Linked DNA regions of Homo sapiens: region 1 is linked to region 2. The links are chromatin loops, found by intact Hi-C in ENCODE. Cell type or tissue: HepG2. All regions are shown on one strand. Each heading gives the region's core, and the rest is flanking DNA. Links, peaks and the distances in the headings are about the cores only.

Region 1 (4,378 bases), core at 203-4,202, 74 kb after region 2:
ACACAGTTGCGCTGACCTGGAGGAAAGCTCTGCTGTGATTTGCCCGGAGCTGCAGTACTGACATGCGGGCGTCAGGGTGTGCAGCACCTTGGAGCCACCGGCCTCTCAGGTGTCTGAGCTTTCATTTGCTGCTCATAGATGACGTGAATGCATTAGAGATGGGTCTCGCTGTTTCCCAGGCTGGAGTGCAGTCACTATTCACAGGCATGATCATAGCTCACTGCAGCCTCGAAGTCCTGGGCCCAGCAACCCTCCCGCCTCAGCCTCCCGGGCCACTGCATGCATGGCGGATGATGCTTTTAAAGGCTGGTAAATAAATCCAGTGTTGAGGCCCTTGCCTCGGTGCTGACAGTGGAGGTTGGCCTTCTCCAGAGCCTTTGTGGCCTGACAGAGCCCTGCCCACGGTTCAGGACTCAGCATAGCTGCCACCTCAACCCAGGTACTTTGGTCCCGCCTGGCAGTGTGAGATGGTAACCAGATGGGGCGAAACCTGTGGGTGCCATGGCAGAGCCTGGTGGGTGCTAGCACGGGGCTGGTGCTTAGGTGGCACCGAGATCCCAAAGCACAGAGCTTGGAGTTTGGTGGGAACTTACTCCCTGGGCAGGGGCCAGCGCTGCTGTGGGCCGTTCAGGCCAGGGTTCCTTCCATCCTTCCAGCTCTCCCCTGCCCCACCGGGTGCTCTCCACGCTGCCTGGTCCTTGGGAGCCCACCCCCAAGCTAGTTCCGGGTTGGGCACCCTCTGCACACTTGTGTCTCACCGTGAAGTGGGGACAACCGCAGACCCGTCTCAGGGGCTGGGGAGATGCCATGAGAGTACACGGGAGACGGAGCACAGCCCTCTCCTGTGCAGGGTGGGGACGTCGCTGTTGGTTTTGTTTAAACTCGATCATAATGAAAGCGTGGTCTGAATTTCTGAAGTTGGGTTTAAATTTGATCATAATGAAAGCGTGGTCTGAATTTCTGAAGTCAGGCTTTGTAGCAGGAAGTCTGGCTTTGTCAACAGTTTCATCAGCCAATGTCTCCTGATACAGTTGAACTTGGGAAATGGAAATACAAATAAGGGCTAATTCGTGTGGTGACAGCCTCCTCAGCTGCAGATACACCTCCAAGAGGACTGTGTGTTTTGTGGGGTGTAAGGTCATTCTAACGACTGTTGTGTGCATAGCGCCTGATAGCTGGGGTTTTCCTTAAAGAAGCCGAATGACTGTGCCTCCCTGCGCGAGGGTTTTTCTCCAGTAGCCACTTCCACTTTGACGCTTTCACCCGACAATCTCAGCCCAGGGGATGAAGCTTTCGTCCTTGCCCAGCATGCACACTTGTCTTTTACCACAGGGTCGGGCGTGGGAGGAGGTTTAGTTTGGATAGCCACGTAAACGCCTTTCCCTGTGGCCTGCGATGTTCCACACCGTTTATGTGTGAACTGGCTGCACCCGCGCCTCCCGGACGGGGCTGCCAGGGAGGAGGGCCCGGGAGACCCCATCCAGACCCCGGCCCGCACGCTGCAGAGGTCTGCTCTCAGACATGTGGTGGGCTCCGTGTCACGGGTAAGGGGTCGGGGTCTAGACGGCAACAGAGTGTCTCTCTCTTCCCGCTCCCTGGTGTGCCCACCTCCCTGTACAGTGTTTCTGTTCAAGCTGCTGCAGGGGACGGGGCATTTTTCCTCCAGACTCTATTTTCCTGCAAGGAAGAGCTGCTGTCCTTTTTCTTACTGAAGCCCCTGATTCTGTGTCTGATGTTGCTGACGCCGTGCTTGCTTTCTTGCCCGTGTGCAACTTCCCAATCCCAGCACACGTGCTCACTTCCCAAGGGTGAGGCGGGCACCGTGCCTGCGGGCGGCCCACCCTCACGGAAAGGGGCGCAGGATCACAGTTCAGTGGGTCACCTGTTCTCCAGGTCGCCCGCTGGGTTCTCTTCCGAGTGCACCTTCCTTTCTCTCTTAAAGCTTTTTAATAAACGTCCGCTCCTGCTCTGAAAAAAAAAAAAATTTTAAAAACAGGTGAATGGAAGGTGGGCATGGTTTGAAACACTCCTTTGGTTTTACCAAAGAAGCAAGACCGTCCCCTGTGGAAGTGACAGTGACCTGGTGTTGAACGCCAGCGTGGCCGGAGCTGTGAGCTTCACAGTCGTGGATGAGCGGAAGAACTTGAGTGTGGCTGCAGACGCCGACTTTTCCCTTCTTCTCCCCCTCCTCTTCTTCTTGTAAGATACACAAATCAAGAGCTGCCCGCAGCTTTAGTGGGACTGCGCGGTGGAGAAGGGAACTGCCACTGCCGCTGGGCCCAGCTCCTCGCTTCTCTCTAGAGCCGTGTGCTGGGCACGCAGCTCTGAATAATGCGGTTGGCTTTGCTCGTGGGTGGACTTTGGACGGAGTTTGTGTTTTGCCGTTTTTTTGTGTGTTTTTCTTTTCTGGCTGGCTGCACTTGGCACTGGGCTGTTGCCTGTAGCTCTGGATGGTTAACGTGGGTGGTGCACGTGCCCCAAAGCCAGGTCTGTGGTCAGCGGACATGCTGCCCAGCCCCTGTGGGGAGAGCGCTCTGCTGTGATGACTTCTATGGGCAAGACCTTCTGCATTTCACACGCTGCCAAGGCACTGCAGCTTGTTCCTGGCTCGGCTGGCCTGGCCGCTGCCTCTTGAACCAGAGAGCAGGGTGACGGTGGCCCAGCGAGCCAAGACTCAGGAGCGAGCCTCGTTTTCTGGAGGCCGAGCAGGGCTTCGTGCTGTGTCCGCGACGCGCACCTCCTTGCTTGTGATTGCCTGGGGCAGCTGACATCTCCCTGGGCCTGCGGCCGGCCCCTCATTGCAGAGAGCTGCGGGCTGCGTGGATACCAAGGCTGGGAGTTCAGGCTGCCGTGGCCGTGCTGAGTGGGCCCTCTCAGGAGGCACGCCGTGGGCAGGGCCCGGTGCTGGGACACGGGACGGTCCACCCTGCAAGGAACCTGGGCGGCTGCGCGGAGGCTGATCCCGGCGAGAATCAGACAGGAGGCTGAAGGTGCAGAGCTCTAGAAGTTGTTCAGGAATAGCCGGGGAAGGGGCGGGAGCAGGAAGGAAGGGGCTCTGTGTAAGGAGCCGCTCACTGTGTCATGTTCAGAGGCTCAGTTGGCAGATGCTCACATTCTACAGAGCCAGCCCCTGGTCCGACGCCGCACGCGCCTGCTCTGAGAGTAGCTGGGCCCCTCTGGGGACTCCCAGCAGCTGACTTCTGGCAGTAGGTTTCAGGTGGAGTCCACCCCAGTACCTGGGCTCAGCAGCACACCAGCGTCCAGGGCGTTTGTTCTGCGTGCCTTTGGCTTTTTAACCCTTGTTCCCAGGCTCCATCCTCCACCCACCAGACAATGGCAGAAATCAGACAGACCAACCGCAGCAGCTGACGTTTCCCAGCAACGCAGCCTGGGTGTGTGCGAGAGCAGAGTCTGCGGGAGTGTGCGCACGTACACGCCTGCCCTCGTGGCGCACGTGTCACCTCAGGGGCCACCATGACACTGGGAGCCTGTGGCAGGGCCGCCTGGGCCTGTGTTCCCTGAAACGGGCTGTGTCCTTCTGAGTGGAGCGTGAGCCTCCCTGACGGGCTGTGCCTGCGGTGGAAGGGCCTTTGCAGACCCCGCCTAGGCCAGGAGCAGGGGTGCACGGGGCTCTGTGCCTGCGTCTGTGGCCTCTCCCATCTCTGCCCCTCAGCCGTTCCCGGGAGACTTGCTGATGGATGTAGACGCAGCTGTCCTTTCGGGGTGTCGTCTCTGCCTGTGGGCGAGATGGGTAAAGTGCTCAGAAAGGGTTTTGTTTTGTTTTTTTTTTTAACCACAAGAAGCCCCTGTGGAGGCCGGGAGGCAGGGAGGCAGAGGGGACAGTGAGGGGCTCCGGCTGGGGACATTTCACAGACGGCCCCTCCCCCAGCCCCCACTTTGTTTCCGCTAGAGCTGGGTCAGCTGACTCACCACCTGCCAGAGAGCCAGGAAGGCAGGGGCTGGTCATGTCTGGAGCAAAGGCCTCCAGCCATGGCTTCTTGAGGGCGCACGGCCCAGGCTCCCCAGCTGACGCCGCTTGGTGAGGTGGAGGCTTTTCCTCCCCAGGCTCAGACAGAAGCTCCTGCCGCGGAGATGGGCCGCACGCCTCAGAGCTCAGACCTGTCCCGGGTCTGTGCAGCCTGCGTGTGGCCTGCACCCACAGGTGTGGCTTTGCCTGCCTCTGGTGTCCACTCTCTCCCAGAGAATTGCTCACCAGCCGGACCTGAAGAGCGAGAGTGGCCTGAACACGGCACCCAGCCTCTGTCGGCTCCTGTGGGCTGGCAGCAGCTTCAGGAGGCCTGAGAAGAGGCCTAGTGCCAGCAAACGAGACATGGGGCTCCACTGAGGGCTCATACGGGGCAGGGTGCAGTGGTGGCCG
Region 2 (4,378 bases), core at 310-4,309:
GATCTAAACATATTCTTGCCATCAGATCCGGCAATTGTGCCTCTTAGAATCTACCCAAATGAGTTGAAAACATATATTCACACAAAAACCTGCATGTGAATGTTTGTAGCAGTTTTATTCACCATTGTTCAAATTTGGAAGCAACCAAGGTGACCTTCAAGAGGGAAATGTTGAATGGATAAGCAAAGTGTGGCCCATCCGTCTGGGGAAATATTATCTGACAATAAAAAGAAATGAGGCCGGGTGCAGTGGCTCACACCTGTAACCCCAGCACTTTGTTAGACCAAGGCAGGTGGATCACATGAGGTTGGGAGTTCGAGACCAGTCTGGCCAATATGGTGAAACCCCATCTCTACTAAAAATACAAAAAATTAGCGGCGTGGTAGTGGGCACCTGTAATCTCAGCTACTTGGGAGACTGAGGCAGGAGAGTTGTTTGAACCTGGGAGGCAGAGGTTGCAGTGAGCCCAGATTGCACCCTGGTCACACCACTGCACCACTCCAGCCTGGCCTCGAAACAGTGAGACTCCGTCTCAAAAAAAAAAAAAAAAAGAAAAGAAAAGAAAAAGAAAAGAAATGATCTGGCTGGGTGCAGTGGCTCACACCTGTAATCCCAGCACTTTGGGAGGCTGAGGCAGGAGGATCATTTGAGCCCAGGAGTTCAAGACCAGCCTGGGCAACATAGCAAGACCCCATCTCTACAAAAACTAAAAAACAAAATTGGCTGGGCACGGTGGGGTGCACCTGTAATCCCAGCTACTCAGGAAGCAGAAGCAGGAGGGTCGTTTAAGGCCAGGAGTTCGAGGCTGCAGTGAGCTGTGATGATACCACTGCATTCCAGCCTGGGCAACAGAGCAAGATCCTGTCTCTAAAATTTAAAATTTTAAAAAAGAAGGCTCCAGGAAGTGGGCATCTAACAGGGAGATACCACATAAAGCTGGAAAGGGATGCTGGACACTTCAGGGACGGCTGGACGGGCGTCTAGGCTGCGGTTGATGCTCAGGGAGGAAAGCTTCCTCGTGCCCGGTAGGTCTTCTGGTCCCGACCAGCCGTCATTCCCGCAAACACCGCTGGAGGGCGCGCGTGGTAACTGGAAAACGCCCACATGGGTTCCTCGGTGTGACGAGCTGTAATGATGCCACTGCACTCCAGCCTGGGCAACAGAGCAAGATCCTGTCTCTACCATAAGAAAAAATTTAAAAAAAGAAGGCTCCGAGAAGTGGGCAGTTAACAGGGAGATACCACATACAGCGGGAAAACACAATAAAACCAAAACGCCAGCCAACCACGTTGCACAGGAGGGCCCAGGGGAATGCAACCTGGTATCAACAAGGAATGGGCTGGCCGGGGGCACCGGTGCTGTCAAGGGGCTCAGGAGTGTCTGTCCTCTGTAAGCCAGAGCAGACGATACAAGACGTGGTTCTAGAAAGGTTTCCCTAGTAGCAATGAAAATCATGGGACCCCAGAATAATTGGGGTCAGGTGGTAGTGCTGACTCATCAGAAGCCAGGTGGGTGGAATCCTTGCGAGGGCAGCAGGCTGAGTGGTGACGGGGAAGCGGGAGCTGCAGACGGCTATGAAGATGGTTCATAAAACGTGGTATTCCTAGGGGACAGACAGACAGCCAACAAGAATATTACTTAAAGATCGAACCAAGAGAAGTCAACAATGGATACCAGAGGGCGGCGGGAAGCCACTGCAAGGCAACGTCTCGGTGCTTTGCTTGGCTTCCTGACCTGAGCCAGCCTTTGACCTGTGACTCAGTGCCTGCAGGAAGACCTCCCCGAACCACAGCGCGTGCAAGCTGTCACGATGCGCCTGGGCCTTGCACGAGAGGACCCTACAGCCTCCCTCGAAGGAGATGCCGGACACTTCAGGGACGGCTGGACGGGGGTCTACGCTGCCGTTAATGCTTAGGGAGGAAACGCTCATGGTGCCCAGTGGGTCTTCTGGTCCCGACCAGCCGTCATTCCCGCAACCACCACTGGAGGGCGCGCGTGGTACCTGGAAAACGCCCACATGGGTTTCTCGGTGTCCCGGAAGCTGTCCTGGCGGACACGGCCACGCAGAAGCCTCTGAAACTGCAGCCCCTGCTGCCCCGGCTCCCCTTGCAAGATAAGAAATCAAAGCAATGATGTGTTCCTGGGAGACGGGCAGGGCTTTGAGCCAGCTGTAAAGATCCAGAGGTCCCCATCCCATGCCCGTTTAAATAATTATTCTGGCCCCTGCAAAAAAGCAAGACCAGTCATGAAATACGACCGAGGATGGTGCAGACCTCACCAAGTCAAAGCCCGAAACGGCTACAGGCACGGCGTCTTCCCCGGAGCAGGCACACGGCCTCAGGGATGCGACGTTGGCCGCTGAGCTGGAAAGGGCCTTTTCCCATCCCTGTCAGTACGGAGATCAGAAGCAGTTCCTGTTCACACGGAAGGACAAAAGCATGCGTTTAAAATTTTGTCCCGGCCGGGCGTGGTGGCTCACACCTGGAATCCCAGTGCTTTGGGAGGCCAAGGCGGGTGGATCGCTTGAACACAGGAGTTCAAGACCAGCCTGACCAACATGGCGAAACCCCATCTCTACAAAAACAATGACAGAAATTAGCTGGGCATGGTGGCTCACACCTGCTGACCCTCATGGCACTAGGGGTAGCTGGGGTGGGAAAAGACGTGTGTGGAATTCATGACAGCCCGACCAGAGAACACACTGTATTCCCAAGGCTCCACAGCAAGGCCAGGTGTCCCCTGCCCCATGTCCCCTGCAGCAGGGAACCGTCTGGCCCTGGCGGAGACGGAACAGGGCACTATCTGGCCAGGGGGCATGAAGCAACTATGTGGCAAGAGCTTCCCTTCTGAGCTGGACCCCGTCAGATCCAACAAGTCACAGGCCAGGCAGCCCAGCCGCAGGGCTCCGAGTGGAAGGGTCCATGGGACAGGCCCAAGCAGGTCCGAGTGCGGGGGGGACACCACCCTCCACTGCCACGCCAGTACCTTCTGCCCGTTCCCACCTGCGGTCATGGGAGGGGAACTTGGTGACCAGCAGACGGAGGAAGAACAGAGCCGCCCTTGGTTCGCAAGTGGGTTGGCTCAGTACTGAGCACCCACTGAAAGTGGATTGTTGCCACGTTACAGGCCCACTCAGAGGTGGCCCTGAAAGACACTGTGGACAGAAATCTCCGGGCCAGAGCCTCAGGCCACGCATCTGGCCGTCCACTCCTCTGTGTAGGAAGAACAGTGGCCCACGGTAAGAACACACACAGCCCACGGGCGGTGGCGGGTGGCGTGGCTCTTTTGTCAGGGGCCTGGAAGTGAGGTGGGAGCGGGGACTTGACTCCAGAGGCGGGGCTTGGACATTAGACCTAATTGAGGACTAGCTGAAACAGGGACAAGGCCCAGACGCGGCCGCTCACGCCTGTAATCTCAGCACTTTGGGAGGCCAAGGCAGGTGGGTCACCTGAGGTCAGGAGTTCGAGACCAGCCTGGCCAACGTGGTGAGACTCCGTCTCTACTAAAAATACAAAAATTAGCCAGGTGTGGTGACATGTGCCTGTAATCCCAGCTACTCAGGAGGCTGAGGCAGGAGAATCACTTGAACCCAGGAGGCGGAGGTTACAGTGAGCCGAGATTGTGCCACTGCCCTTCAGCCTGGGTGACAGAGCAAGACTGTTTCAAAAAAAAAAATTAATTTAAATTAAAAAAAATAAATTGGTGTGTGGAGTGGGGGTGCTCTCACCTCACTCTATTCACTGCATCTCCTGGCTGACACGCGTCCAGTCCAGCTAAAATCAGTACTTCCTAATGATAGCAGCCTGGTCTCCCCGTGCGCCCCTTACTTACGACACCCCAGAGAGCTGAGTAACTGCCAATTATTATTGCGGGGAAGGAGGTAAGAAACCTTAACTGTGTTCTATACCTTTACCCTGAAAGAGACTGTCAGGGAAAATGGGAAGGGATGGGGTCCTGTGCCTGTGGGACTCAATTTTAATGCTTGTGTGGATGTGGCACATCGGGCCCATCTCCCCCCCGGGTTCCTGGCCCTGGATGGATGGGGCTGGGGAAGCTTAGCGCTGCTTATCGAGCTCTGCTGCGGAAGCTGCAGCCACATAATTACTCATTTGCCTTGTTTGTGCCTGTCTTCACGGCACACTCTTCCCCTGGTTCTAGGGTCTGGTCACGTTTGCGAGTCTGTGTCGCTGGGTTCTTTATGTGCCCACTTAGCCACCCTGGCACCTGCCATCCTCTTTCCTGCTTAAACCTAACAGGAATGGATTTCCATCACGGGCGTTTCTAATGTGCTCTGAGCAAGCTTCTGGGAGGCGCCGAGACGTGCAGAGTGGATGGCTACTGATGTGGCAGGAGGAGGGGAAGCAGGAGGCACACTGGG

The links. A loop is a pair of places that touch in the nucleus more often than their neighbours do. Peaks named below come from ENCODE experiments on the same cell type or tissue, not always from the same donor. Only the 100,000 strongest peaks of a DNase experiment are listed, where the experiment ranks them.
Region 1: it touches region 2 in a loop (8-fold over the local background); 3 of 110 quality-filtered maps call a loop at or near these places.

Annotation. Positions count from the first base shown.
Region 1 is chr7:1,100,184-1,104,561 of GRCh38, reverse strand. All of the region lies in intron 2 of CHLSN (cholesin), which reads left to right. Among named protein-coding and RNA genes, the nearest start is that of GPER1, 14 kb to the right of the region's middle. RefSeq lists an enhancer at 3,553-4,053. In HepG2, for the core only: no CTCF peak of the experiment used is centred there; DNase peaks (open chromatin) are centred at 1,061 and 2,361.
Region 2 is chr7:1,173,909-1,178,286 of GRCh38, reverse strand. No RefSeq gene overlaps it. Among named protein-coding and RNA genes, the nearest start is that of ZFAND2A-DT, 16 kb to the right of the region's middle. RefSeq lists a silencer at 1,074-1,123. In HepG2, for the core only: CTCF peaks have their summits at 1,082 and 1,982 (motif pointing right); DNase peaks (open chromatin) are centred at 1,076 and 1,976; H3K4me3 peaks cover 364 bases.